Linked DNA regions of Mus musculus: region 1 is linked to region 2. The links are chromatin loops, found by intact Hi-C in ENCODE. Cell type or tissue: heart. All regions are shown on one strand. Links, peaks and the distances in the headings refer to the core of each region. The heading gives the core; the rest is flanking DNA.

Region 1 (2,922 bases), core at 99-2,598, 110 kb before region 2:
GGTCCTGGGAGCCTCTTGCTTTTTTGACATCTGAGACTTTCTAGTGGCTACCTCCAGTTTCCCAGCCCCCACTGCTACACACCTCCATTCAATTTCCTGACCTCTGTACTTCTCCCCATCTCCTCCCACACCTGATCCTGATACCTTTTTCCCTCCACCTCCCCTCTCCCTCCCAGAACCCTCCCTCCCTCTAATTCCTGTGATTATTTTGTTACCCCTTCTAAGTAGGACTGAAGCATCCACACTTTGGTCTTCCTTTTTTGTTTTTCACCTTGAAATTTGGAGGATTAAGTGCAAGGTTGTTCAGGAGAAAAGCAATGATGATTGTCATTTAGTATTTGTTTTTGGACTTTTAAAGTTTATGTTAAGCATAGGGCTTCTTGTCTATAAGAAACCTTAAATCTTAGCTCCAAACTTTGTCTCTGTAACTCCTTCCATGGGTATTTTGTTCCCTTTCTAAGGAGGAATGAAGTATCCACATGTTGGTCTTCCTTCTTCTTCTTGATTTTCTTGTGTTTTGCAAATTGTATCTTGGGTATTCTAAGTTTCTAGGCTAATATCCACTTATCAGTGAGTGCATATCAAGTGACTTCTTTTGTGATTGGGTTACCTCACTCAAGATGATATCCTCCAGATCCATCCATTTGCCTAAGAATTTCATAAATTCATTGTTTTTAATACTAAGTAGTACTCCATTGTGTAAATGCACCACATTTTCTGTATCCATTCCTCTGTTGAGGGACATCTGGGTCCTTTCCAGCTTCTGGCTATTATAAATACTTCATTCCTCCTTAGAATAGGGAACAAAATACCCATGGAAGGAGTTACAGAGACAAAGTTTGGAGCTAAGACAAAAGGATGGACCATCCCGAGACTACCCTACCTGGGGATCCATCTCATAATCAGCCACCAAACGCAGACACTATTGCATATTCCAGCAAGATTTTGCTGAAAGGACCCTCATAAAGTTGTCTCGTGTGAGGCTATGCCAGTGCCTGGCAAATACAGAAGTGGATGCTCACAGTCATCTATAGGATGGAACACAGGGCCCCCAATAGAGGAGCTAGAGAAAGTACCCAAGGAGCTGAAGGGGTCTGCAACCCTATAGGTGGAACAACAATATGAACTAACCAGTACCCCGGAGTTCATGTCTCTAGCTGCATATGTAGCAGAAGATGACCTAGTCGGCCATCATTGGGAAGATTGGCCCCTTGGTCTTGCAAACTTTATGTGCCCCAATACAGAAGAATGCCAGGGCCAAGAAGTGGGAGTGGGTGGGTAGGAGAGCAGGGAGCGCCGAAGGTATAGGGGACTTTCAGGATAGCATTTGAAATGTAAATGAAGAAAATATCTAATAAAAAATTGAAAAAAAAAAAAAGAAAAAGCAAGCTTACATACAGGTTATGTCCAGTAACTTGTCAAGCTTACATGTGATAGAAGTCCACTGGAGGGCAGTGTATAGCAAGCTTTATGGCTGGTTGCCTGGAGTACGGATTAGTTTCAGAAAACAAATTGAATATCTCATTGCAGCTTAGATTTTTTAAAAGATAACAGACAGTTCTACATTTTGTTTTAAAGTTTAAAAAGACTCTCCACACATAGTGCTTGCATGAATCTGTGGGTTTCCACTTGGGGTGAAGAATAATGGAGCTGATTATAGATTGAAAGTGTTTCTTACAAATCAAAAGAAGTAAATTTCACTGTCTTCACTCCGTTGAACAGGGATGTATTTCAGACTCACTAGGCTTTGTACTCTACATCCCTAAAGAATGAAGCCAGGTTTCTAGAATTGGTCATTGTTAATTAAAGTTACAGCACAGTGCTTCCCAGGCATGGTTTCAGAACACTGAGTACGTGGGCCCTGATCACACCAGCTGCCTCCGTCTCCCTCTGCCCCCAGTGAAATGGATTGATTTGATTTCTGAGTGTAAATGACACACCAGGGTCACAGAGCTTAAAATTCAGTTTGTTCATTTCATTGTGGGAATACATCATTCTGTTAAAAACAGTATAACACTCGATTTTTCACCCATAATTCCTTTCTTCCATCCATTAATTCAGCCAGTGCTGTTAGAGAGTACACACTCTACAAGTCAGAGGTCAAATGTGAGCATGAAATTTCAGTTCAGAATTAGGAATGATGATATTTAGGCTCTCCCCGGAACATGAGAACTCAGAGAGGCTAAGGTGCATCTCACATAACAGCAGTGAACACATGCAGCTCTCTGAACTAGACATACATTACATCGTGTGTGTGTGTGTGTGTGTGTGTGTGTGTGTGTGTGTGTGTGTGTGTGTGTGTGTGATGCTGGCATGCAGCAGCAGCAACCTGTTTAAAAATGAGTATATCAGCACACACAAAAGTCAAGTCTCTTGTCTATGATTTCAAGGAGCTGGAGAGCCTGACTTTAAGGTTTGCTCCAGACTGCTTGCCCTAAACTACTAATAAAACTGCAATTCTCCTCAAAAGCTGGAATTCCACGGGAAAAGCATGCTAATTTGGAAAATCATTACTTTTGTGGAAGATTTGATTTTGTGAAAAAAAATGTATTAAGGGATTAAGACAATGCTTTATTCAGTCAGGAACTATTATTGGCTCACTCCAGCTTTTGCTTATTTAACATCTTTATATATCCTAAGACCACCTGCCAAGGGGATGGTACCATTGACAAACAGCTATGCCCTCCTACATCAATCAATTATCAACACAATCCCTCACAAGCATGCTCACTGCCAATCTGATAAGAGGGAGAGTATATTTGCTGTCATGAGAAGGCTGGTACATATATGAATTTACATGAGCTGTGCCTATATGCACATGACCTGAACAAAATCAAGGCAGACAAACTCCCACCATAGGTCTGGGACAAGTTCTGTAATCCTATTCATAGCTGAAGAGCTATTGGCAACTGATTGCGGCCA
Region 2 (2,922 bases), core at 272-2,771:
ATTTTCTGGTACTTTAGATGAACTTAGAATTGGGAAGATTGCAATATATTTCTTTTCTTTTTAACCCCAACACATCAACATGCAATTGGGTAAAAAGGAAAGCAGATTGTATGACTTTACCCCAGCTTGCAGTTATAAAGTAGGATCAAAGGCAAGAGCAGCCACAGCATTCCACAGAACCAGAGTTGCTAAGTCTGAAGGCTTGCTGCAAAAGCTTTCAGTGTAGATGGCATCCTATAGAAACCCTGGTTCGTTGCTCTTGGAAGGTGGTAGTGAGATAGGGAGAAATATTATGGTAGCTATGGTGGTATAAACAGGTTTGGTCCCCAGATAGGCTAATGTGTTTGAGTGCTTGGCCTGTGCACTATTAGGAAATGTGCCCTTGTTAGGGTAGGTGTGGCTTTCCTGGAGGAAGCAGGTCACTGTGGAGGCCAGCTTTGAGGTTTCTTATGCTCCAGCTCCACCCATTGTGGGATACAGTCCCTTTATACTGCCTCTGAATCAAGATGTAGCACTCTCAGCTCTTTATCCAGCACCATGTTTTTTTGTTTGTTTGTTTGTTGTTGTTATTTTTGTTTTGTTTTATTTTATGCTGCCATGCTTCCCACCATGATGATAATAGACTAAACCTCTGAAACTGCCAGCCCCAATTAAATATTGTCCTTTATAAGTATTGCCATGGTCAGTGTCTCTTCACAGCAATAAAATCCTAACTAAGGCTTGTGAATATATGGACAGAAATATTTGTCTACTCTTTAGAACAAACCTGAAAGTCAAAAAATTTCACAGAGATTCCACATGGTCTCAACAAAATAGAACAATTTGAAAAAGCAAAGTAGTACATTGAATGGTATAAAGAGTAAAATAAACCACTAAAGTTGCTTTCAAATCTTTTAAAAATGATTTATGTATTTATTTTAATTATTTATTTATTTTATGTTTATGGGCATCAGATCCCATGGGACCTCTGTTTATAGACAGTTGTGAGCTGCCATTTGGGCAGTAGAATGTCAACTCAGGACCTCTGGAACATCAGCCAGTGCTTATAAGCACTGAGTCATCTCTTCAGCCCTTGAAATCATTTTTTAAAAATTAGTCTGAGAATGATAATGACTGCTTGTAATCTCAGAACTCACATAGGAATCTGAGGCAGGAGGATAGTAAGTTGGAGGTCAGATTGAGCTATGTAGTAAGACCCTGTTGCAATGAAAAAAAGATGAAAGAATTATTCGGGAACCAGAGGTCTGAGATGGTGCAAGTATCAGTCAGCCCAACTCAACATGAACAGTAAAATATATGTAGCTTAGCCAATAGCAAGGAACCTCTAATAAGGTACTTTCCACATGAAGCAATGAAACACATTTCCTTCATCTTGATTTTTTGTTTGTTTGTTTGTTTGTTTGTTTTTCAAATGCCTAGCAAAACCTTTCTGTGGCTTCTCCTCCTAGTTGGTCTGACAGGCTGTCTAATTTATAAAATTACTATCTGTTCAAAAAAGCTCATTAAGATTTTTTGCAAGGAAACTATTTTCCTTTGCTTCTCCAATCAAGGTCCCATTTGTCCCAGTTCTCCAATGCTAACTGACAATTTTCTCTGAATTAGGCACTATTCCAGCCCTTGCAGGGCAAGTGAGCATTTGCAGAATTCGCTCACAAACGTGTAATCCTAAACACCGAACTGAGATGGATGAGAACAATCGTCCACAGTGAGACCTGCCTGCATAAGAGTCTCCCAACAGTAGGGGAGCCCTGTGGAAAGGCTTTTTGCAAGCCAGGAGGAAACCAAGTAAATGTGAAAAGGAAGAGGAAAGGGAAATGGAGATTTGTGGCCTGTTTGGATGCTGCACTATTTGAAGCAGGCTCTTGCTTTCAGTTTTGAGGGCTTTTAAAATTGTGTCTGCTACTCCCCATGATCAACATGTTAGGGAACTTAACTTCTAGCCCCTGGTGTGTTTGTAGTTTGCTTTCCTGAGAATGCTGTTTCTGCTTAACATTGAGGCTAGTTCTACACTGGTCTTCTCCCGATATGCCAACTGTCTCTTTTCTTTTGAAAAACAAATATTTTCTTTTGATCTTCTCAATGAAATGTCTTCATCTTTAAACATGAAGTGAATTTAAAACCTGCTTTAAGCACCTGCTCTTCTTACAGTGTGTGTGGGTGGTGGTGGTGGAGGGGTCTTTGTGCGAGCTCATTAGTGCAAAATGAGACTTAAAGAAATGATTTTTTTAAAGTGTCATGAGAATTTAGTTTCTTTGGCTGGAAGTGTTGCTCAGTCACATGTGTGCTTACCTAAAATGTATAGTTCTGGGGTCACATAAAGCCAAACCTGATATGACATTGTAGAACCTGCCTGCAGTCCAGTCACTTGGAAGTGGGGGCAAGATCAGACTTTCAAGGTTGGAAATTTGAGGTCAGTATGGCATACATGAGATCCAGTCTCAAGCAACAACAAAATTCTTTAATAGGAGGCTTAAGACATCTTTCATTAAGAAAAAACTTATGTAAGGAAGTTTTATCCAGGAACTCTCAATAATATGGTTACCAAAACAATGACATTATAAATGGGGGAAATTCCACATGTCTACACTGCTACTACTACCACAATCATTTAATGACTACTGAGGGGGAGACTTTGATGAGGCTCCTAACTGGTTATCCAATACCAAGTAGTCAGCTCTAAACACACACTCATACATACATATATACATACATACATACATGCATGAGCAATACTAAATGTGCAAAGCAAGCTATATTTATCTATGTATATGTATAATACATTGCATATATTATATACATATATATGTATGCATTATACATATATAATTATTATATGTATCATAATTAAGGAAAAAGAGGCCATAAGTTTAAAAGGGAGCAGAGTAGGGAAGAGTAACCAAGGGGTAACTGGGAGAGACAAAA

The links. Hi-C counts contacts between places; a loop is a spot of excess contacts. Peaks named below come from ENCODE experiments on the same cell type or tissue, not always from the same donor. Only the 100,000 strongest peaks of a DNase experiment are listed, where the experiment ranks them.
Region 1: it touches region 2 in a loop (3-fold over the local background); 4 of 42 quality-filtered maps call a loop at or near these places.

What each region holds. Positions count from the first base shown.
Region 1 is chr1:10,834,397-10,837,318 of GRCm38, forward strand. No RefSeq gene overlaps it. Among named protein-coding and RNA genes, the nearest start is that of Cpa6, 120 kb to the left of the region's middle. In heart, for the core only: a CTCF peak has its summit at 1,445 (motif pointing right); no DNase peak of the experiment used is centred there.
Region 2 is chr1:10,941,417-10,944,338 of GRCm38, forward strand. No RefSeq gene overlaps it. Among named protein-coding and RNA genes, the nearest start is that of Prex2, 51 kb to the right of the region's middle. In heart, for the core only: a CTCF peak has its summit at 1,730; no DNase peak of the experiment used is centred there.